Regions from separate parts of the Mus musculus genome. Here regions 2 and 3 are each linked to region 1. A link is a loop called in an ENCODE intact Hi-C map of the cell type or tissue named here. Cell type or tissue: left cerebral cortex. All regions are shown on one strand.

Region 1 (8,000 bases):
AGACCACTTTAACTCTTTGTCTTTGATGTCCCCCAAGTTCATCCTGGCTAATTAATGCAGCAGTTATGGGACTGGAGGGTATAGCTTAATGACGAGAGAGAGCCTGAACCCAGTCTTTTACTTACTAGAGCTATACCATCAAGGCTTTGATCACTGCTAATAATCATCAAAAATTTTTAATTTACATAGTTTCTATGACTCCCGGATCAACAGTCCTAAAACCCGTTTCCTTAGGGAAGAAACTAAACACAAAGCAAAAGCACATTTCTTAATAGTTTTACACATGGGTAGCTGGGCACAGCTCTTGTATCTCCTCATGATTCCAGACTCAAGGCCAAGTCTGGCAATGAACTATGTTTACAATGGACCATGTAGGCTTTTATGACCCTTATGGTTATGTTGTCTAGATCCTTTCCCATGGCCTTAAAGGCCATCCAGAGGACCCGTTCCCCATCCTCCATAGCCTCATTGCCACCTCCATTCCCTATTCCTGAAAACTGCATCTGTCATTGATTATGGCAAGGTTAGCTCCGAGTAATGGGGGGAAGTCTATTCCCCAGAAAGAAAGATTGAAAGTAGAGCAGTAAAGAGAGCAGATTGGCTTCTGGGCAACAGCAGTCATCAGCAGACACGAGGATCATGGGGATCAATGAGCTGCCGATGCTCCAGGGGCAGGAACTGTGTCACACCTCCCCTTAGGAAGCCATGCTGGACCCGGCATTTCCCTATGGTTTTCTTCTACTTAAAATATTTATTGGTACTTAGTCTTCTCTGCCCCTAAGTAGCAGTAATAGTGTTACCATACCATCACAACAAATTTCCTCAGCTCAGTTTTTTATAGGGAAGGTATAGATACCACCGGGCTGGTGCAGTGGGAGAAAACATAGCTTGAAGCTGGAGTGGAGAGGAGACAGATTAGAGTAAAGGGGTCAGGGCTGACCTGCACATCTCTCTCTGGTCTTTAATAAGCTGATTCCTGTGCAATTATGACCCACTGATTGATTCTCTTGGGTTGGGGGAAGGGAAAGGCATTTGTTTCTTGACCTGCTAGGCTGGGCTCGAATCTTTGGAGTTTATGTAATGATGAACTTCATTTTTTTTTTAAAGTGCTCCTTTAAGATAATAAAAAAGGTAGGCCTCATTTGGTAAAGACTTGTGCAAACCAGCAATGTGACTCCTGAATTCTACCCCACACTTGACGTTTTCAGGTTTTGCTGTTTGTCTTTCTTTGTCATACTCTCTCTCATTCCCAGGCTTCTTTATTTAGATGTCCATCTTCTTTCATAGCATTACTTACAGTTCCCTTACCCATGCATGCAGTGACGGATGTAAGCTCTGCCTTGGCTATTTTCCCATTGGGAGATTTCTGTCATTAGTTACACAGAGTCCTTACACGAATTTTCTAAGGTACTGATGTATTGAATCTCATGTTCTCAGGTCTCTCTCTCTCGCTCACACACACACACACACACACACACACACACACACACACACATTCTCTATCTGTTTCTCTCTTTCACACTCACTCATTCTTTCTGTCATACACATTCTTTCTCTCTCCATCATTTCTCTCTCACACATTCATTCTTTCTCTCTCTGTCACACACATACATTCTCTTTCTCTCTCTCACATACACACACAGCCAAAAGTTCATGGGGGTGAGAGCAGACAAGGCCAAAGGCATCTGGGCAGGAAGTTTGCTGCCCACACTACCTAGATTTTTGTTATTTCCTATTTTAAACTACAAGAAATTTAGGGAGCCAGAAGAAAAAAATCTTGTGTAATATTTTTATATTTTTGAAGATAATTTGTGTATTAGTAAAACCGGCAAATTAGACTCTTCCCCTATGTACTAACTTGTGCGTGTATGTTTTCTCTTGGGAGTGTGACCTTATAAAATACACTTGCCCATATCTGCCACCAAACCATTTTATAAGACCCCTGTGTTTAGACATGAGAGAACTTGTCTAGTTATGCCTCAAGTTATCCCTTGATTTCAAATAAAGATCCATAGAGGCTAGAAGATATATTTATATTGCCATATTATTTGTAGGAATCTAAGAGTTATTTAAAACTTCTAGGCATCATTAGGGATAGGAGATGATTTTGGCTTTTTTAAAATAGTGAAGTGTTATGAAAAAGCCGTAGGTTGTTTTATTTATTGTCAAAGAATCAGTAACTAAATGGTGGGAGCAATGGGGTATATTTCATTGCTTAAAGGCATATGCTAATATGAAAAATCAAAGGAATTGCAAGTTTTAGAAAATAAGTATTCCTGTGTGTAAAAATTAGACAGGGCTTCTTGCCTCAATGTCTACAATTTGCAAATTTACTGTGTTGAGGATGAGATGTCTCAAAACTTAAGTAACTACTACTACTACTACTACTACTACTACTACTACTACTACTATTTATAAAAGAAAGCATTTAATTGGGTTTACAGTTTCAGAGGGTTACAGTCCAGGAGGGTGAGTCAAGGGCATGGCATCAGAAGCAGATGAGATTTCACATTACTGATCTGTCCAAAGTCTGGGGGAGGAAATGGTCTTTTCCCTCAATTGTATTTGCCCAAGCTGAAGAACTACTGCATGTAAATTACAAAGACCAAGCAGCACATACGAATGTGTAGGGGGTCTAGGTCCAGCCCCTCCATGCTCTTTCGTTGCTGGTTCAGTCTCTGTGAGCCCCCATGGGTCCAGGTTAGTCGACTCTGTAGGTCTTCTTGTGGTGTCAGTGACCTCTCTGGTTCACTCAATTCTATCCCCAATTCTTCCACAAGATGCCCCCAGCACCACATAAATTACCGTGCAAGTGTGAGGAGACAGGAACACCAGTGGGAGCTGGCTGTCAAGACTTGTGATCTATGAAAGCTTGGGTATTGATCAGAAGTCATTACCTGGAGAAAAACACTGAGGACGATCACCAACATCAACCTCTGGCCTCCATATGTACACCCCACACATGTGTCCCCATGCTGCAAACATGCCAGTCACACATACGGTAAAACCGAAAAAAAGGAAAAGAAATTCACTATCTCGTTGCTAATGAACACGGGGGACCTGTAAGATGTGACTTTTCAGAAATTGCCGTAGATCAGAATTTTTAAGATCTGATGCGGGAGTGCCAAACCTGCCTCAGCTTCATCTCATGTTTCTGCATCTAAGAGGCCAGACAGCCAGAGTGCTTGGGGACCTTGTGATGACAGACTTGACCAGAATAAGGGGGAATCAGGAGCTTGACCGTTAAAAGAAATCCTCTGGATGGGCAGGGCTTGAGATGGAGTGGGCTTGGCAGCCAGGTTCCTATACAGCTAGCTTTCTGTAACTAATTGGGAAGAATGGGAATGGATATTCATTGCAGAGTGTCCTCAAACTGTAAGTAACTTCTGCCAAATGCCATTTCTCACTGAAAAGCCTTGCGCGGGCTGTAAACTGTCTGCCAGAAAGGGGTTAAATCTGTCCTTTTATAGAAACTGAAAGCACCTCTGTGACACCTACTGATTGCCTGTCTCCTTGTGTGAGGCTAACACAACTCTGGAGAGTTGATTCCTTTTACTTCCAATGTCTCAGAGGGCTGAACAGTGCCATCTACTGGTTCAGTTTGAAATGAGCTGGTTCAAAGTATTTCTCCTTTAATACCAAGAAGTAGCTACTGCCTCACTGGATGTCATGTTCTCAGCAATGTGTGTCACTTCCCAGAAGCACAGGCTCCTCCCTTACTAGGGAGAGGCAGCACGGGACTTGGGTTTCTGCAGAGTGTCACTTAAAGGTTTTGTTGTTGTTGTGGTTCGTTTTGTAAACCTTTCAAAATCAAAACTCAAAAGAAATAGCACAGAATTCTGCGTGCTTTAAGAGTTTCTCATTGCTTAGGATTTTATCCTGGCGTTGAAGGAATGTGGCTGAAATAAGCTGTTCTCTGCTTTAAGAAACTCTAAACCTTCCCATGGCTAGCCTTGTATACTTTAATCAAGGCCCAATTATTTTCTAAATAGCCCATTTTTTTCCCTAAGATTTATTTTACTTTTAAGTGTATGAGTATGTGTATTGAGTGTGTGTGAGCATGTGTGTATGTAAGTATGTATGTATGTATGTATGTGTCTTTCTGTGTATGTATGAGTGTGTCTCTGTGTGTATCTGTGTATATCTATGTGTGAGTATGTCTCTGTGAGTGTGTGAGTATATGTATTCGTACATGGGTGTACCTATGTATGTGTGTATATCCTGTGTGTACATGTGTGACTGTGTCTCTGTATGCATGTGTGTCTGCATATTTATCTGTGCATGCATGTGTGTGAGTGTCTCTCTGTGGTGTGTGTGTATGTGTGTGTGTGTGTGGTAAGTGCCAATGCCTAAAGTCAGAGGTGCCAGACCCTCCTGGAGCTGTAGATACAGGTGGCTGTGAGCCACCCAGTCTGGGTTCTGGGGCAAACTCAGCTCCTCTGTAAGCATGTTGTGTTCTCTTAGTCACTGATACAGCTCTCCAGTCCTTAATTATTTTTTAAAAAAGATTTGTTTATTTATTTTATGCACGCGAGTACGCTGTTGTTCTCTTCAAACACACCAGACAAAGGCATTGGATCCCACGACGGATTGATTGGTTATGTAGTTGTTGGGAATTGAACTCAGGACCTATGGAAGAGCAGCCAGTGTTCTTATCCACTGAGCCATCTTCCCAGCCCCCAGCCCTTAGTTATATACATACATACACACAGACACAGACACAAACACACACACACACACAAACATTTATTCTTTGAGAATTTTTTCATTTTTTTTAAACACACTAAGTCTAATTTGTGTTGCCCATTGTGTTGAGTTTAAGTTGCAGGACCACTTACTGGACCATAATTAACCTACCAGAGGCCACATCCCCAAAGAAAACTGACTCTCCTTCCTATCGAAGCAGATAACTGCTCCTTAGCTATGGATGGAAGCTGGTGTGCCCCTCCCCTTCCCCACTCATCAACAGCCTTAAATCTTAGGTTAACCCTGTCAATCTCTGACCTCTTAGCTTCATTTCATGAAGTGTCCATGTCCGTGTGCCCTGAACACTCTTTCTTTCCTTAGCTCACCATGCCTGTTAAGAATGGAGAAAGCTTGGGCTATCTTGGGATGCTGTGTTCTGGCAAGTCAGTGTGCAGTGTCCACATTTCTCACTGTGGGTTTTCTTACGTCAGAGCTCTACAAAGTTTGCTAGGGAGCAATAGGACAAACTAGTTTTCAACCTTTTATTCACTGGGGGAGGTGTGAAAAGCCGCAGAGGCAGCCTGAGGAGAAGATGCAGGCTTGTCTAGACTGCAAATTGAACAACTGCGTGTTGGTGTATTTACGTCATTTAAGAAAAAAACAAAACAAAACAAAACAACGGTGAACATCTCTCCACTAGGTACCAATCACCTGTGGGACCCTGGAGTTTGCCTTTTGTTTTATGGAAAGAGATGCATTTGTGAGCGGATTCACGGACTTGTTATTCCGTCTGTTGAGATCTCTGCTGATTTGCTTCACAGACTCCTGGGGGGTGTGAGACCAGCATGGCCTTGAACCACACTGCCCTACCTCAGGATGAGCGCCTGCCCCACTATCTTCGAGACGAGGACCCTTTTGCTTCCAAACTTTCCTGGGAAGCGGATTTAGTGGCTGGCTTTTACCTAACAATAATCGGTAAGCTTCCTTAATGCTTCTGTGTCAGAGGCTGCATTGAGAGAATTCATAGGCTGTATTGATTTTGCACAAATGATTCTGATAAGTACGTGGGTATTAGCAGAGGTGGAGAAGGTGAATTGGCATTGTGACAGTCAATCAATGTTTCATAAAAAAATGACTGTTGCTCTCATTAGGGATAAATATTCTATTAATAATCCAAAGAACATTCATAGTGAATTCTTTATCTCAAAGCTACTTCATTTGGTCACTTGATTACTAGGTTTGATTTCTGGCTATCAAAAGAGTGATAATTGATAATTTTTCTGTTTTAAAAAGAATGGCTCTTAGACACCATCTACTTTAGCTTCATTTTCTCATAAATGAGGGAACTCTGGCCCAATATAACAGTGACAGTGAACACTGCTTTATAAGTTGCACCTCAGTCCTATGAAGATAAAAATTATTCTGGTGATCAATGAAATTCCACACTTTGGTGAAAAGAGTTTTTGTGTATAACTCACACAGGGTTGAATCTGCCTTATGTTAGACTGTATTGTTCAAACTGGCAGCCACCCATGGCTCCTGAGTGGACAAACTGTTACCTTTCAAATGAGCAGATTGTAGTGAAAATGCACGCCTCCTATTGAAGGCTTAGTACTTGGAAAATAATGTACAAACATCTTACTGATATTTTGAAATATGAAATGTCCATTGAACTCATAATTTCTGGATTATGAGTTTATGGATTAGATTTATACATAATTTATGGATTAGTAGATTAAGTATTAAATTATTAAAACTAATTTTCTTTTGTGCTTTTATGCTGCTTAATGTGGCTACCAGAAAAAAAACCCAGCAACATATGTATAGCTCACATTTCTGGTTTATATTTCTACTGAATTGCACAATGCAATTTTGCACCAATGACATTTTGTCTGGGCGTGGTGGCATGTTTTTTAACCCTAGCATTTGAGAGTCAGAGGCAGGCAGATCTCTATGAACTCCAGGCCAAACTGGTCTACATAAAATTCCGGGCCAGCCAGGGCTAAATTGTAGCACTGTCTTTAAATATTTACCACATTTCTTTAATTTAAAGTTGCTATATTAAATTTGGGTGAGCTGCGTGCAGGTGGGTTCTATCTTTAGGTTTATGTGTCTTTAATATTTCAGATGTTGGTTCCAGCCTGCTTTCTCAACCTTTCTTTCTCTCCCTCCTTTCTTTGTTTCTTCCACTCTCCCTCCCTCCCTTTTTCTCTTCCCCTCCCTCTCTCATCTGTTTATGACTGGTGAAGAATTTCATGTAATTCCTGAAATTGGAAAAAAAAACACACTAGAATGTTCCATAGATCCCTCTATGGTCAGTGCTTGAGGCAGAAAGAACTTATGAGATTAAATCATATGCTCTGTTGCAAAATAATTTCAAGGATCCTCGTATTTACTGTGAGCATTTGACTACTTTTCATTTTAATTGAAATTTGGCCTTTTGAACACAAATATATGAAGTATCCACTCTTTGCTACGCTTAAAGCGAGAGTGCCTCAGAATAAACTCCACACCATGTCTTCCTAAACTCAGTGATCAGGAAAGGCAGACAAAGAATCATTTCACAAATTAGAATTATTTGTTCCAGTCAGTTGCAAGGGATGCTTTGAAAATAGTGTCTTTAACCAGATCAATGGCTCTAGGCGATCTAACCGTGGGAGAACGATTAGCCCATTCCCTTCCTACTTTGAAGGATTTTTAGCAAGAGAGTGCAGCAGTGTTGGTGGGAAATGAGAAAAGTTCTCATTTCATGCATGTTGAGTGCAAGGGAGTCAAGATCAGACTTAAGTGCTGGAGTGGAGCTTAAAACTTAGGTGTTGGAAAGGAAGTCCCCAAGCTAAGGGAGTACTAGGTGAATTGAAGTCACAGAAAAATCATTTGGGGTGAGTGAGGAAGGGTGGGTTTGGATGAGAATGGAGGGGCTTATACTCTTTCTAGACCCATGTCTGCTTGTCACTTGTTTAGATCCTTTTTAAGGAGCCCGAGTGGACAAAGCAACATTCTTGGTCATCTTTGTTAAATACTAGGAATCTTCGGGGAAACTGAAGAATGAGAATAGAAACCCCAGATTGATATGCAGGAGAAATAAATGTGAGGCCCGTTTGCCACTCTCTTCTCTCCATGTTAAAACCTGTTTTACTAACTGCCTAAGAGGAAGGCTTTTCAGCCCGTCTATACACAAAAGGTACAGGATTTTGATGATCCAAAAAAAAAAAAAAAAAAAAAAAAAAAAAAGACCACCCCCTAGTCTCTATCTTCATAATTTTGTTTTCCTTAGTCTTAAAAATAAATCTGATGTCTCATTATGCTCATCT
Region 2 (8,000 bases), 490 kb after region 1:
ATTTCCTCCACTTCAATCGTTATAGTTGTTATATTAATTCCCTAGCCTCAGTGTCTTAAAATTTTATTACTTTTATTTTATTTATATTATTTTAAAGAACTAACATTTGGATAATTATGCATGTATTTATTCATTTTTGTTATATAACATAGACTGAGGCTTTCTGTTTTTATTCCTTCTCTCAATTCAATTTTCTGGTTCTCTTTTCCTAATGGCTCTCTATCCATCATTTACATCTGTCAATGTTTGTTGCGAGATGATATTGTAATATACGGCTCCCAAATCTGAGTACTAAAACATTTAACATTATATTTGTCAATTTGGTTGCTTGCCATGGGCTGTTTGAAGACTGACACTTGCCCACAAACAGCTTTTTCTACCATCAGAGCTGGTAGTGCACCCAAGGAACAGAGTATCAGAATTGTAAGCCTCGATTTTACTTTGATATGCTTGTATTTTCCCAAGATCAGAAGCTCAAAACATCACTTCTCGACCTGTTGGCTAAGATCAAGAACAGAAACTCAAAATATAATCCATGTATGCTCAATTCAAACATCGTAAAATGTTAAGAATCCTCCTGAAGCACAATAAGATGCTTCTCATGTTATTGAAGCAGGTAGCATAGAACATATGTGACTCTTATTGTCTTATGAAGAGGACATTTTTGGTTTCTTTGGAAATTCAGTTGTGTCATGTGATGTTTTTCTTGAAACTGTCTTATGATAGGATATTTTTGCTTAAGCAGACACATGGGAGGATGTTTTTCTGAGAACATACATGTAGTGTTTCTCTGGAAGCTGCCTGGAAAAGAGGCACGTGACGACTTGCTAGAGGGGATGCTGGAGAGAACACATGATGTTTGGAAAGGGTATAAAAATTGCCCATCAGACTGTGGATGACAGTGTGGCATTGGTTTACACTGACATTCTTTGCTGGTCTTCATTGGGTTTGCTGATCACGGTCTTTGCTGATGATGCTGTATGGTATTGATTCACGTTGACACTCATGGATGATCATTCTTTGTCATGAATTGGTAGAGAGAAACACACTAAAGAACTTCTGGTGGTGCTCTGATGACTTCTTGCCAACTCCCTGGACACAGGCCAATTGGCAGGAGTCTCAAGATTGCTTCTGGATCAAACTGCCACTGCTGACTCATGAATTGTGTTTGCTAGGGGATCAAACTACTAGAGCTAATTTGTGTGAACTGAACTGCTCACATCCTGACAAAGCAGATTGGTTTGGCCAGAAAGAACTATTTCTAAACAGGTCCACACCTACCTTTGCTCCATTAAGCTTTCCTTTCCACTACCTCTGGTATGTGGTGGACTAGAACAGAGGTTAAAGCATTTAAGTACAATTATTAACGTAGAACTTTAGAGATATAAGCCTAAAATCCTGTGGATTTTGTTCAATGTGATGACTGTTAGGTGACAAATACCCATTACTTTCATTTTCTGAAGCTCTTCTTTGTGTTGTATGTTGGACTTCAGGCAACACACTTCTGCATCCTATAGCATTGTAGAAAAGCTTTCTATGATTTATAAAACAAGTGCTTCAGCATGTAAAATACACAGTCAGTATTTTCCAGAACCACCCAGCCATGGCCTAGAGTAAACTTCCAGCAGCTTGTGAGACTGGCAGTTTTTCTATGAGGGGATTTTATTTTCTAAAGCCTTACGTGCACCTGATATTCCTGTAAGGGCACAGCCTCTAGAAGATAGAATTTCAAGGTCATAAATTAGTTTTAACAAAGGATATAAGGTAGCTGAATTTGGTATTCTCTACCCACTGCAAAATTAATGCTGTGGCTTTTGCTAAGCTTGGGTAAAGCTGGGAAAAGGTTCTGTTTTCTTCTGTGCAGAGCACCATCATAATACTTACTTTCTATTTCAATTTGACTAGAGGGAGAAATTGACGCTGAGGGATATGTCTGATTCCATTATGCAGTTTAAAGTCCTTGCTGTAGCACAGAATTAATCTGCCTGTGTATTTGTGTGAGATTTTAAGAAATATTTTTTGGGGTGTGGTTGCTAAAACTATTACATTTTATATTGCTAAAACAAAATGACAAAAATTAGATTATTCATAATGTATAGAAAATTATTTGTGTTGTTGCATTAGAAGCTGGAAAATCTAGTGACATAGTTTTGACATGATATCTGTTCCTCATCTGGTGAGGGCTTGGGATAAATCACAACCTAAGAGGAGACATCTCATGACAAGACATAGCAAGGACTCATCTTTCTAGTTCTCTATTCATAAAGCTACTGATGCCAGTATAGAAACCATCTCTTCGCAGCCTTGTCTAATTATAATTATATACCTATGGCTTGACTTCCCAGTAACATTCACAAATGAAATTTGATATTACAAGACGTAAAATTTTGTGGTATACTTTTCTTTTCTTTCTTTTTGTTTTTTGATTTTTAAATTAGATATTTTCTTTATATACATTTCAAATGCTATCCTGAAGGTTCCCTATACCCTCCCTCTGCCTTGCTCCCCTACCCACCTACTCCTGCTTCTTGGCCCTGACATTCCCCTGTACTGGGCCATATAACATTTGCAATACCGAGGGGCCTCTCTTCCCAGTGATGGCCAACTAGGCCATCTTCTGCTACATATGCAGCTAGAGAAACGAGCTCTGGGGGTACTGGTTAGTTCATATGGTTGTTCCACCTATAGGGTTGCAGACCCCTTCAGCTCCTTGGGTGCTTTCTCTAGCTTCTCCATTGTGGGCCCTGTGTTCCATCTTATAGATGACTGTGAGCATCCACTTCTGTATTTGCCAGGCACTGGCATAGCCTCATATGAGACAGCTATAACAGGGTCCCTTCAGCAAAATCTTTCTGGCATATGCAATAGTGTCTGGGTTTGTTGGCTGATTATGGGATGGATTCCCAGGTGGGGTAGTCTGTGGATAGTCCATCCTTTCATCTTAGCTCCAAACTCTGTCTCTGTAACTCCTTTCATGGGTATTTTGTTCCCTTTTCTAAGGAGGAATGAAGTATCCACCCATTGGTCTTCCCTCTTCTTGATTTTCTTGTGTCTTGCAAATTGTATCTTGGGTGTTCTATGTTTCTGGGCTAATATCCACTTATCAGTGAATACATATCTAATGACTTCTTTTGTGATTTGGTTACCTCACCAAGGATGCTATCCTCCAGACACATCCATTTGTCCAAGAATTTCATAAATCCATTCTTTTTAATAGCTGAGTAGTACTCCATTGTGTAAATGTACCACATTTTCTGTATCCATTCCAGATGTACCCAGAGGGACATCTGGGTTCTTTCCAGCTTCTGGCTATTATAAATAAGACTGCTATGAACATAGTGGAGTATGTGTTCTTATTACCAGTTGGAATTTCTTCTGGGTATATGCCCAGGAGAGGTATTGCTGGATCTTCTGGTACTATTATGTCTAATTTTCTGAGGAACCTCCAGACTGACTTCCAGAGTGATTGTACAAGCTTGCAATCCCACCAGCAGTGGAGGAGTGTTCCTCTTTCATGTGGTACACTCTTCAACAATAATGATACTATATTTAGGTTGTAGCCTATTGTCTATGTATGACCAAGAAGACTTTAGCATTCTTCTTAGCTTTACACAGTGAATTTTAGCAGTCAAGTTGGAGACTCAAAAGCTATACAGAGTGTTTGCTTCTCATGTCACAGAATCCTAGCATTTTCATGCAGTTTTTTTCTAGTTAATCTACATTTCTGCATCCTTTGATCAAACTAGAATTACTTTTGACAGATCTTTATCTGGTAAAAGTCTTTACTATATCTATCCATTTTGTTTCAGTTGGGAATTTCATTTCAGTTAAAATGTTTTCTGCTCAATTAATTTGCATACTTGCAACAATATAGTAGTATAAGTATGGGTAAATAATATTATTACTCATTAGTGATTCTTTTTATGTATTAAAGGTTGGTATCAAGACTTTGGGATTTTTTGTTTAAGATGATTACTGTCAGTTTCTTGCTTTCTGTACATGTACATTCTGCCTATTACCCCCACCCTCACCCCTGTGTGCTTTCTGCCTATGGAAAAACTGAATGTGATCCTTGTATGGCTAGCTTTGACCTAGGCTGTATGGTTTGTTTGGCCAATGGGGTATGGGAAAGCAGCCACTTATTCTCTAACCTATATCTGATCTAACATCCCTTTGATTATCAGGTAAAGTATACAGAATGTGTTCTAGGGAGACCATACTCTTCTATCAATCCCAAAGCTCAGAAGGTCATTAGATATTATCTAAAACTTATAGCAGATATTTTAAACTTGCTTGATTTTTTTCTCTAATGAATTTGAAAACTTCTTTGATTTACAATTTTCTGTTGGTCTGGACCCACCCATGTTCATGTCATTACTTCTCCATGGGAACGTGTCATACAGGGCAACCTGAATTCATGTTGCTAGATCATGATCACTGATACATAATAAGAAAACAGTATTTTTTCTACACTTTGATGTGAGATCTGTATTTTGCACCAATGGTGACATTCTGCAACTTCTATGTATAGGTAGGTTTTAAAAATTCTCACAACAATTGGATCTCTTGAAGTATGTAATTTCTGGAAATTTACTGTAGTAATATTCAGTACAGTGAAGGAGTCTGCCTCTGATATGAGTTGTTCAGGTTAAGAAAAAGGTCAGGTAGGTTGAAGTGCCATGTTGAGAATGAAAAGGCAAGAAGAGCTGATATTTCAAGGTTTTGCATAAATAGATAAGAGGTCAGTGAAACTGTTTGCAAATTAGCCATTCTCAAAGTTATGAAAAATACAAAATATTTGCTTCAAATTCTTGAATTATCACATAGCTGATTGTACAGAAATAAATTACATCAAGAGTAGGAGAGTTCAATATTAGATTTATATCATTTCAGAGACTCCTTCTCCTTTTCCTCATTACAACACTGGTGGAAGTTTGCAACCATGGAGTGAAAATATTGGAGCAGAACTCACCCCCTCTTTGAATATACCATTGCTACAGACAAATTGTCAAGGTAAAAGTAGAGCCTTTACATGTTCAGAGAAGTAGACCCTAGATTTAGCGTTTTGTTATGCTAGTCTCCTATGAAACCTTAATCCAAGCTTCAGCTCCAGACTGAACCTCATTCAGTATTCTATCTTCCTAAACACACATTTTGAGCAGGAGCTAATAGGCTATAATCCAGATGTTAACCTTGATATTAACCTCAAAGGAATTACTGAACATTTACACGTCAAATTGTCAGCCGCAACATCATAATTCTGAATGTTTTATGATAACTTGATATTTTAAAGGTGGCATAGGGCTCAGGTAAGACGGCTCAGTAGAGAAAGGCATGTGCTGGCAAGCTTGATGAGCTAAGCTCAATTTCCTGGATATCTAGTTGGAAAGGGAATCAACTCCTAAATACTGTACTCTGATCTTTATATGTGTGATCACACACACATACACACACACGGGGGGGGGAGAGAAAGAGGGGGGGGTACACATACTATGCAGATGTAATGATAATACAGAACAAAGTAATGCATGTAGTACAAAGTAAATGTTCAATAAATCGAGTCTCTGGTGCTTTCTGCTGCTGCCCATGTGATTCATCCAGTAATATTGTCTTTCACTTTGCCTGCTTCTTTCTCATCTCTTATTTTCAAGTTCAAATAATATTAATAATTTCCATTGGCAATTTGCAGATGTGTCTTCTGGCAGCTATCAAATGCCAATAGTTTCTCTGTTAGTTGTGGGGCTCATCAAAGCTGGAATAAAAAGAATGTATTAACTCATTGGAAATTTTATAAATGTATTTGATCATTTTCACCTCTTACTGCTTTATGGAACTCCTCTTATATCTATTTCCCCACATCCTTAAAGCCCCCCAAATTTGTGTCCTCAATTTTTTTTTAAATGTAACTCATGGAGTCTCTTTATACTTGTATGCACTCACATGTATAGGGCCATCTGCTAAAGCTTAGTTCACCTCTCATGGACCGACCTTTACAAACAAGCAACTCCTCCTTTACCAGAAGTCATCAACTGTCAATCATTTTCCAGCAAAAAAAGGATTTGTGAGATATCTACAGCCTCCATGCCAGAATTTGAATAACCTGATCTTGTTAAAGTTTTTGCAACCAGCCTCAGCTGTTGTAACTTCATGTGTACAGTAGTAATATCATCTCCAGAAGACAATGTTTTACATAACTCTCCCACAATCTGTAATTCTTACATGTTTTCTGCAATGGTCTCTGAGCTATGGAGTGATCAGTTGGTCAGGCAGTGGTATAGATGACCTATTTGTGGCTGAAATATAGTTTTTGCAGTTCAACTGATTGTGTGTTTTTATGTTAAACACTGCCCACAGAGTTTCTCTGATAAAAAATTATAGCTTCAGTAACAAGTGAGTATAGAGATATGACTTTAAAGGACAGTTTTTACTCTGTCCCTTTAGAAGAATAACAGCAGCATGTTCACCCCTATGTCCCATGAGCCCCACAGCCATGAATTATTGGCTGGATTTACAGTCTCACATATGTGCCTCTGGAACAGCCATATCCACTGGAAATGGCAAAAAAATAAACCCAGCAGAGCTGTTGGACACAGTACCAGCCAAGCTGAGGCAAATGCTGTGATCACTTTTAACTTTTAGTCTCTGCGTGCTGGATTCTTGATTCTTGGGGACTGTTTTCTATAATGGCGGCACCAATTTGCACTCCCATCAATACTGTAAGATGATCCATGTTCTACACATCTTTGCCAGCATTTGTTGTATTTTTCCTTTTGCTTTTCTTTTCTCATTTTTTTAATGGTTTGTCAACACAGGGTTACTCCATGTAGCCATGGCTATATTGGAACTCACTCTGCAGACCAGGATGCCCACAAACTCAGAGCTTTGTCTGCTTCTCCTCCCAAGTGCTGTATGTGACTATGAAGCTGCTCAAAGTAGTCTTAATTTGCGTTCCTCTGGTGGTCCTTTTAAGGGTGGTGAAGACTTTGAAAAATATTTCTTGGCTATTTGCATTTCTTATGATAATTCTCTGTTAAGGTCTATATCCTGCTTTTAACCGGGTTGTTTGTTTTCTTGGTGTTTTACTTTTTGAGTGTTTTTTATGTTATAGACACCAATCCTGCCAGATTAACAGCTGGAAAAGATCGTTTCTATGGGATGCTTCTCCATTGATTAACAGTTTCCTTTGCAGGATAGAAGTTTTTAGGTTTTGTTTGGTTTTGTTTTGGTTTTTTTTTGTTTTGTTTTGTTTTGTTTTTGTTTTTGTTTTTTTTGTATTCCTTTTTTTCCAATTTTTTATTAGGTATTTTCCTCATTTACATTTCTAGAAGTTTTTTAATTGAATGAAATCCCACTTCTTCATTGTCGGCACCAATCCTAGGAAACCCTGGCTCTGATTAAGGAATCCCTTACTTGAACCTATAACCTGAAGTGTGCACCCTGTTTTTTCTTCCAGAAGTTTCAGAATTTCAGAATTAATGCTGAGTTCTCTGTTGTATTTAGAATTGACTTGTTTACAGAGTGGCAAGCAGAATTAAGATTCATTCTTTTACACATAGATAACAAATTTCCCCAACATTTGTTAAAGATGCTGTCTCTACCCTAATGTTTTAAATTTTGCATCTTCCTAAAAATTCTGTTTGCTGTATGTGTGTGGGCTTATACCTGAATTTTTAATTCTATTCCATTGATCTCTGTGTCTATTCTTTTTATTATTGATTCTGTAGTTTAACTTGAAATCAGGAATAGCAATACATATCTCCAGTAGCATTTTTATTAGATATATGAATATATATTATATATTAGTATAGACTCATATATCTGCTGTCTTTTGGGCTTTCACATACATATCTAGATTTTGTCTGTAAAGAATTGCATTGGAATTTTTATAGGCAATTCTTTGAATCTATAGATTGATTTTTTTGGGGGGGGAGATGGCTGTTTTCATATTAGCCACACTAGTGTAATTTTATGAGAGTTCTCTCTATCTTGTGGTATTTTCT
Region 3 (8,000 bases), 170 kb before region 1:
AACCTAACAGCACTGTTTCCAATTCTGTGCTCATTGGTAATGCATTCATGTGTAATTTTAAGGGCCTTTGTGTATGCTGTACGAATTGATGTTGTTAAACTATAAACTGTTTCTCCCCCACTGTGTTATTTGGGATTCAAGCTTCAAAAACAAGCTGCTTAATAAGAAATCCCTCAAATAAAACAAAGAGGGTTTGAGGAGATGGCTCGGTGATAAAGTGCCCTCTGGGCAAGCATGAGGGCCTGGGTTTGCAGCAATGCACACCTGTGATCCAGCACCAGCGAGGCTGAGAGGATCCTTTGCCTTGGTGGGCATCCAGTCTAGCCAAAGTAGTGCACTTCAGGGTCAGTGAGAGACTCTGCCTCAAAAACAGTGGAGAAGAAATTGAGGAAGACACCCACACCTGATGTCAGCCTCTTGCTTCTACATGTGTGCTTACCCATACACCTGCATGTGAACATACAAAACCAAACACTTTAGGGGAAAAAAAAACCCAGTAAAAATCCTTCCTATTATATAGAGAAAAGTGGGTGCCATCTCACTGGCCCAATAGGCAAAGGTACTTGCAGCCACACCTGATCACTTCAGTGTAATCTCTGGGAACAACACAATGAAAAAGAGAACGGTCTACTGCCAGTTGTTCTTTTACTTCTATATGCATAGTGTACTGGGTGGTTTTATGTGTCAATTTGACCCAAGCTGAAGTTATCACAGAGAAAGGAGCCTCAGTTGAGGAAAGGCCTCCATGAAACCCAGCTATAAGGCATTTTCTCAGCTATCGATTAAGCGGTGAGGACCCAGCCCATTGTGGGCGGTGCCATCCCTGGGCTGGTAGTCTTGGGTTCTGTATGAGCAAGCCAGGGGAAGCAAGTCAGTAAGAAACATCCCTCCATGGCCTCTGCATCAGCTCCTGCTTCCTGACCTGCTTGAGTTCCAGTCCTGACTTCCTTTGGTGACGAACAACAATGCGAATGTGTAAGCTGAATAAACCCTTTCCTCCCCAACTTGCTTCTTGGTCATGATGTTTGTGCAGGAATAGAAACTCTGACTAAGGCACATAGTATACTTGTGCCCACACACATACACACAAAGTGTAATAAGCAAATTTGAAAGCATTTCCTCCTGAATGAAAAGAACCACAGCAGATACTGAACACATATCCCAGAAGCTTTGCAAGTTGGGAGAATTTGAGTACACTTGACTTAGACTCAGGAGAAGCCTCCCCAGTCTTTGTAGCAGATGAGTGTCTTTTTCTTTTCTTTTTTTTAAAAAAGATTTATTTATTATTATATTTATTATATTACTATATTTAAGTACTCTGTAGCTGTCTTCAGACACACCAGAAGAGGGCATCAGATCCCATTACAGAGACACCATGTGGTTGCTGGGATTTGAACTCAGGACCTTTGGAAGAGCAGTCAGTGCTCTTAACCACTGAGCCATCTCTCCAGCCTGAGTGTCTTATTTCAAAGGATCATCCAATTAATCATCTTTGTCCCAAATCCAGTGTCATCTAGCAGGCAAACGGCAGATGGAAAGAAACCCCACTGATTCTAAGCCCTATTAAATTGAAGTCTGAGAGCCAGAAAGGATGTATGGATGCTATCTTAGCTATTTTTCTATTTCAGCGAAGAGATAACCATTGCCAGAGCAACTTATAAAAGGAAACATTTAATGGGCTGTTTGCTTACAATTTCAGAAGGTTAGCTCTTGACCATTATGGCAGCGAACATGGTGGCACATAGGCAGGCATGGTGCCGAAGCAGTAGCTGAGAGCTTATATCCTGATCCAAAAGTTGGAGACAGAGAGAGAAGGGAGAGAGACTGGGCCACCAGCATGGGGTTTTTGAAGCCTCGGAGTCTACCCCTCGTGACACATCTCCAAGAGGCCATAGCTCCCAATCCTACCCAAAACAGTTCTGTCCACTAGGGACTAAGCAATCACATATATGATCCTATGAGGGCTTCTCATTTAAACCACCATAGGATGTATGAATGTATGTGTATGCACAAATATATATGGAGCTTGCTGAAGCCCTTTTTGTTTCTATCTAGTTTCAGGGCTGACCACTCAGCATGGACAACAGATAAAGGGGCTCATCCCTGGGAGAGAGAGACTCTTCTCCCAGAAGCTTTTAGTTGTCTGTAGTTCTTCGTCTAGGGGGAAAAATTCTGGAGAAATTTCCCCCTCCCACATCAACATGCCCATTGATACCACCATTGTTTTTGTCGCCATTTCTAGGAGAGACTGTTTCACGACAGACTTCCACAGACGTCCTAGTGTTCTGACTCTTACAGTCTTCCCAAGCTCTCTTCCACGATGTTCTCTGATCCATAGATGCAGGATCTGGGATGTAGATGTTCTGTTGGAGCTGGGCTGCCATGAACTCTTCATCTCTGCATTGTATCCAGCTGTGGTTTTCTGCTATGCTATTTGCTAAAAAGAAGCTTCTTGGAGGAGGGATGGTAGCTACTCTTACCCGTGGGCAGAAAAATAAGATTTAGAATGTAGTAGTATGGTGGTCTAGCATAGTAGTGGGTAGTAGAATCTTTTAATTTTTTTGATTACTCCTTTTAATTTTTTATGTGCATTGTTGTTTTTGTTGAAGGTGTGTCTGATGCTATGTATTACAATGCTGAATACTGACCCTGGTTGCCCTGAGAGAGAATCCACATGTACACAAAATAATGCTCCGTGACCTTGTGCCTTAATTAAAAACTATTGGTTGAAAAAAGATGCTGGCAGCCAATAGCTGTGTAGAAGAGAGGTAGCTGGGGTTTTGATTCCTAGGCTGGGGCCTAAGGAGGCCATAGGAGGGAGAAGAGAGAGGAGAAAACACCATGGGGTAGGTGAGTCATGAAAACATGGCCATGAGGGCTGACCAGTTGCAGTTAAGAGCAGCCCAGATGGAATATGGCAAGTTATAACGTGGGGTTATTGATAGGGAAGAAGAATAGCTAATAGCTTAGAGGGTAGATATCTGCCCAACTCTAGTGCTTTAAAGGCTTATTATAAATATAAATATTTTATGTTTTTTTTAATCTGGGGACTGAATGACTTAAAGCGGGGATAGAAACCACTGATTGAGGTTTAAAAATTACCACAACTGTATTTTGCTTGCATGAGGGTGTTGGATTTGCCTGGAATTGGAGTTAGAGACAGTTGAGAGCTGCCACGTGAGTAGGTGCTTGGAATAGAAACTGAGAGATTTGAGGCATCTCTCCACCCTCAGTAGATTCTTTTCTAACTGATTATGACCTCGCTTGACCCAGGAAGCTGGGTAGGTTTTCAATATCAGGCACGACTCCTTATTGAGTGAGGCTCCCATCCAGTTACAGAGAGGTTGATCATGCCATTTGAGTGCCACCATTGCACCATTATATTTTGCTGTAAAACAGCCATGGCTAGTTTTTATGCAGTCCAAGATCCCAGCCTAGAGATTGTTATATCTCTCAAGGGGTTGGTTGGTCTTCCCATCTCAGTTAATTAACTTATTAACTAGGCATGTCCAGTGGTCTATCTCCCAGGTGATCTAGGTCTCATTAAATTAACCGCAAGAGCCTTACGGGAGGGTGTTTGGGAGAAACTGAATTTGTAGCCCTCTGCCTCTCACTCCTGTGCTATTCAGCAGAAAACTGACACCATTCCACAACGGGCCATCAGTTTGGAGCATCCTCATAGATGTGTATATTAATGTGCAGCTGGATAACAAAATTGAGTTGTTCTACAAAAGCATTCATCAATACCTCTTATATCCATGGAGGGGAACTTGGCAAGTATGTAGCACCAAGATACAGCTGACCCCTTAAGAATTGGAAAGTTTAGCCGGGTGTGGTGGTGCGCACCTTTAATCCCAGCACTTGGGAGGCAGAGGCAGGCGGAGTTCTGAGTTCAAGGCCAGCCTGGTCTACAAAGTGAGTTCCAGGACAGCCAGGGCTGTACAGAGAAACCCTGTCTCGGAAAACCAAAAAAAAAAAAAAAAAAAAAAAAAAAAGGAAAAAAAAAAAGAAAAAAGAAAGAAAGAATGAATTGGAAAGTTTGCAGCACCATGAGTAAGGAGGTAGCCAAGCCCACACAGCTAATAATAAATGGAACTACAGTAACTCTGAGCCCTCCTGAGCTGGCTTTGAAGCCTGTGCTCCTAGTCAGATGTGTTATTGACCTTCCTGTGTGGATAATAATAGGAAGGGAGACATAAGGGGGAGTCCAGATTTCTTCCACTTCTGTGTTTGCTTGTTATGACGATTTATGAACTCTGAGCATTAGATGTTTCTGGTGGTCAGAGAACTTACATAATTTAATCAGGATGATTTGCCATGACCTCATAATCTATTCTGATAACTCTGCATGGCATGGGCACACATCGAGTATTAGGGAACTTCCTTCCTTCCTTCCTTCCTTCCTTCCTTCCTTCCTTCCTTCTTTTATTTTTCTTTCCTTATTTTATTTTATTTTATTTATTTTACATCCCGACTGCAGTTTCCCCTCAATGCTCCCCTCCTACCTACTCCTCTGTTTCTCTTCAGAAAAGGGCTGGCTTCAATGGATATCCACCAACCATGCCACGGCATATCAAGTTGAAGTAAGACTAGACACCTCCACTCGTATTAAAGCTGGACCAGGTAACCTAGTCGGAGGAAAGGGTTCCCAAAAGCAGGCAAGAGAGACCGAGACTCCCACTGTTAGGAGTTCCATAAGAAGACCAAGTACACAACTGTAACGTATGTATGGAGGGCCTGGTTGGTAGTTCTGTCTTTGTGAGTTCCTGTGAACCCAGGTTTGTTGATTCTGTGGGTTTTCTTGTGGTGTCTTTGACCCCTCTGGCTCCTACAATTCTTCCTTAGGGGACATTCCTTATCTTGTACTGCACATCTTTCTAGTTTCAAATGGCTGCCATGGCTGGTCCTGCTCAGTGTCTAAAAGTGAACGCTAGGTGGCAGTCAAGGCTCAATGATTTTGGTGTGGCCTCTTGAAACCAGTACTTGTGCATAAAGTCATAAAGGGCTCCATCTATGGAGTTTACCCAGAACCTGGACAATGCCTTTTTATTCCCATGGATTATCACCCCCCCCCCCCAAGCAAAACTGCCACTGCCCGAGGAATGGGGTTGAGGGCTTTTGAATCAGACCAGTTTGGCTTTGAAAACTGGCTCTCAGGATCAGAAAGCACTCTGTAAGTCACCTAAATTGGGTGGTTTCTCTTACCATTGAGAGATACTAAGAAAGTTTTCTGCTACCACTTAAAGCTATTTTTCTTGTACTACCCTGGAGTGGAATGCAAGGGCAGGCAAAGGTTTGGGAAAACACTCAGATCCTAAGGCAGCCACAAAGCTGTATGTATGGCTGTCCTATCAATCCAGTTGCACATAGACGGTGTACCTTCGACTCCGCCTGGGCTTCTGCAGAGACTCACAGTCCTTCTTCCATCTTTGCCACTCTCTATCCTCTCCTCTGCCATTCTGAGTTCTACCTCTCTTTGTCCTGCAATGCACTTCTACAATAGCCAAGAGAGAAATGCATCCCTTCTACAGTTCCTTACGTACCAACCTCACAGTGCAGCATGCTATATCTTGATGAGTTTCTGGATAGGCTATCTTCTGTTTCTCTGCTCCTGTCTTCCCCTGGGAGCCTACAGGAATCCACAGAACATACTATAGTCCCTAGGGAGGGCAGCCCTAAGGCACTCTGGTACCAAGACAGTGCAAGAAGAAGCACATTTATTTGCTGATATACTTCTAAGTAGGAAATAACTTTTCTTTCCAAGAGGACTTAACACTTGGGAGGTAGGGGCAGGAAGTGATTTACGTGGACCTGATGGCCTGTACCCACCCACCAGGAGCCCGAAGAAGCCCTTCCTTTCTTAAATTACTTTTGTTAAGTATTTGGTCACAGCCCAGAGAATATTGTTCAGATGTAAATGGGATTGCTTCTTTACTCTTGCCAAGATAATCGACAGTGTTGCTATGGAGGGAAGCAAGAAACAGAAAAATGGAATAAAACAACGTGCATTTGTTTTAGATCACTGCACACATTTCTAGTGCATTTTCATTCCACCGATGATCATGCAAATAACTTGGGCCAATTATATGCCCCTTACCCCAGACAACATCTCTCTATGTTGCCCAGGCTGGTTTCAAATGTGATTCTCTTAGCTCAGCCTCTCAAGTATCAGGATTTATAGATATAACCACATGTCACATTCCCTCCCCTTCCCCCCTCTGCCCCCTCCCCCTCCCCCTCCCTTTCCCCTCCCCCTCCCCCTCTCCCTCTTCCTCTTGATTTTTTGAGATAGGATCTCACATAGCCCAGGCTTGCCTGAAACTCACAATGTAACCAAGGATGACCTTGGACTTCTGGTACTCCTGCCTCCATGTCCCAAGTTCTGGGATTATAAGTGTGGGCCTTCCATGTTTGGTTTATCTAGTACTGAGAATTGAATCCCAGGCTCCATGCATGCTAGGCAAACATTCTACCCAATGAGCTACTCAGCCTCACACATTCTCTTAAGACTTATCTCAGTCTTCACAGGTCATGAGTAGGTTGACCTTAGGGTTCCTGGGCAATGAGTTCACTCTAGTATGAATGATAACTTTGTATTGTAGAGAACACTCAATTCATGTCCATAGGGAGGCAGGGCAGGGAAACTAAAACCAGGGGACACGATAGTAACCAGACAACATCCTCCTCACGTGGATGTATTGTCCTGGATGGAACTTTTCTTTCCTTTTGGGTTTTTGTTTGTTTGTTTTGTTTTGTTTTGTTTTGTTTGCACAAAGTAGAAATCCCTCAAACTCTTTCCATTTTCTTTCTGTTCTCCTTCTCTTCTTCGAGGCATGTATGCTCCAAGCCATCCTAGAAGAACATAGTAGTGGAAGAAGCCCAGGAGTAATGCTAACAGTTAAGCAGTAGCAGTGATGGCTAATGCTTATCAAGGACTTAAGATATGCCAGGCTACAGTCTCCTTTATGCTGCTGGAACAGAATACTGTTCTGGGCAACTGGATAATTAGTGAAGATCAAGAATTTATTTCTCCCATGTGAGACTAGAAGTCAAAGATTAAGGTTTCTGAAGAGAAGGAGCAGGGAAGAGCAAACTGCCAAGTGCTGCAGACAATCTCTCTCTCTTTCTTTTAAAATAAAATTTTATGTTTATTTATGTGTCTGTACATCTCCCTCCATGTGTATGTGAATATGAATACATAGCTCATGGTAGCCAAAAGAGGGCATCAGATCCCACAGTGATGGGACTACAGATGGTTATGAGCCCCAGCTTGGGTACCCAGTTCCTCTGCAAAAATAGCATGCACTCTAAACCCTTGAGCCATATCCTCAGCCCCTATACAGTCTTGTTTCTAAGAGCCTTAACCGTCTCAGGAAAGAGCACTGCCTATCCACTTCTTACAGGCCTCCCATCACATCTCAATGGTATCACATTACGACACCTGGATTTTGGAAACAACATACCCAATCAATAGTATGTGAACTAATCTAATCTAATCTAATCTAATCTAATCTAATCTAATCTAATCTTATTTATTTATTTATTTATTTATTTATTTATTTATTTTGAGATGAGTCTCTGTGAAACCTTGATTGGCCTGGAACTCAGAAATCTGCCTGCCTCTGCCTCCCAAGTACTGGGATTAGAGTTGTGTGCCCTCACTGCCCAGCAATCTAATAGATGTATTGATTTTTAAATGGCCATGTAAGGCCATAAATACCAAATCTTGTATTTATCTGGATGCAACTAAAAATCTATGATAGTATGAGTTTTTCTCATAGTGTTATGTTAGGAGATCGTCTTTGTGTAACATATTAGGGAATGAGTCAAGAACTATACCCTGTCTATATTCAGAGTCAGACATTCTTAATGTGTGGTTTTTGATTTTGTTTTTTAAAGAAAACATACTATATCTCCATCCCAGCTAGAAAAAAGAGTGAGGGTGAGTAGCAAAAATGTCTGTCTGCCAAAGATGCTTATTCTTAGTTTGTAAGATCAAG

Evidence for each region. Peaks named below come from ENCODE experiments on the same cell type or tissue, not always from the same donor. Only the 100,000 strongest peaks of a DNase experiment are listed, where the experiment ranks them.
Region 2: a loop joins it to region 1, with 4 times the contacts of the local background. A loop is called at or near these places in 3 of 42 quality-filtered maps.
Region 3: a loop joins it to region 1, with 8 times the contacts of the local background. A loop is called at or near these places in 8 of 42 quality-filtered maps.

The regions. Positions count from the first base shown.
Region 1 is chr17:42,608,841-42,616,840 of GRCm38, reverse strand. It overlaps Opn5 (opsin 5), which reads left to right and starts at 5,528. Exons shown (of 7, transcript NM_181753.4): 1 at 5,528-5,661. The coding sequence starts at 5,532. In left cerebral cortex, a CTCF peak has its summit at 3,589 (motif pointing left); a DNase peak (open chromatin) is centred at 3,596.
Region 2 is chr17:42,114,122-42,122,121 of GRCm38, reverse strand. No RefSeq gene overlaps it. Among named protein-coding and RNA genes, the nearest start is that of Ptchd4, 200 kb to the left of the region's middle. In left cerebral cortex, no CTCF peak of the experiment used is centred here; no DNase peak of the experiment used is centred here.
Region 3 is chr17:42,779,274-42,787,273 of GRCm38, reverse strand. It overlaps a transcript of Cd2ap not described here. Among named protein-coding and RNA genes, the nearest start is that of Adgrf2, 41 kb to the right of the region's middle. In left cerebral cortex, a CTCF peak has its summit at 4,933 (motif pointing right); a DNase peak (open chromatin) is centred at 4,933.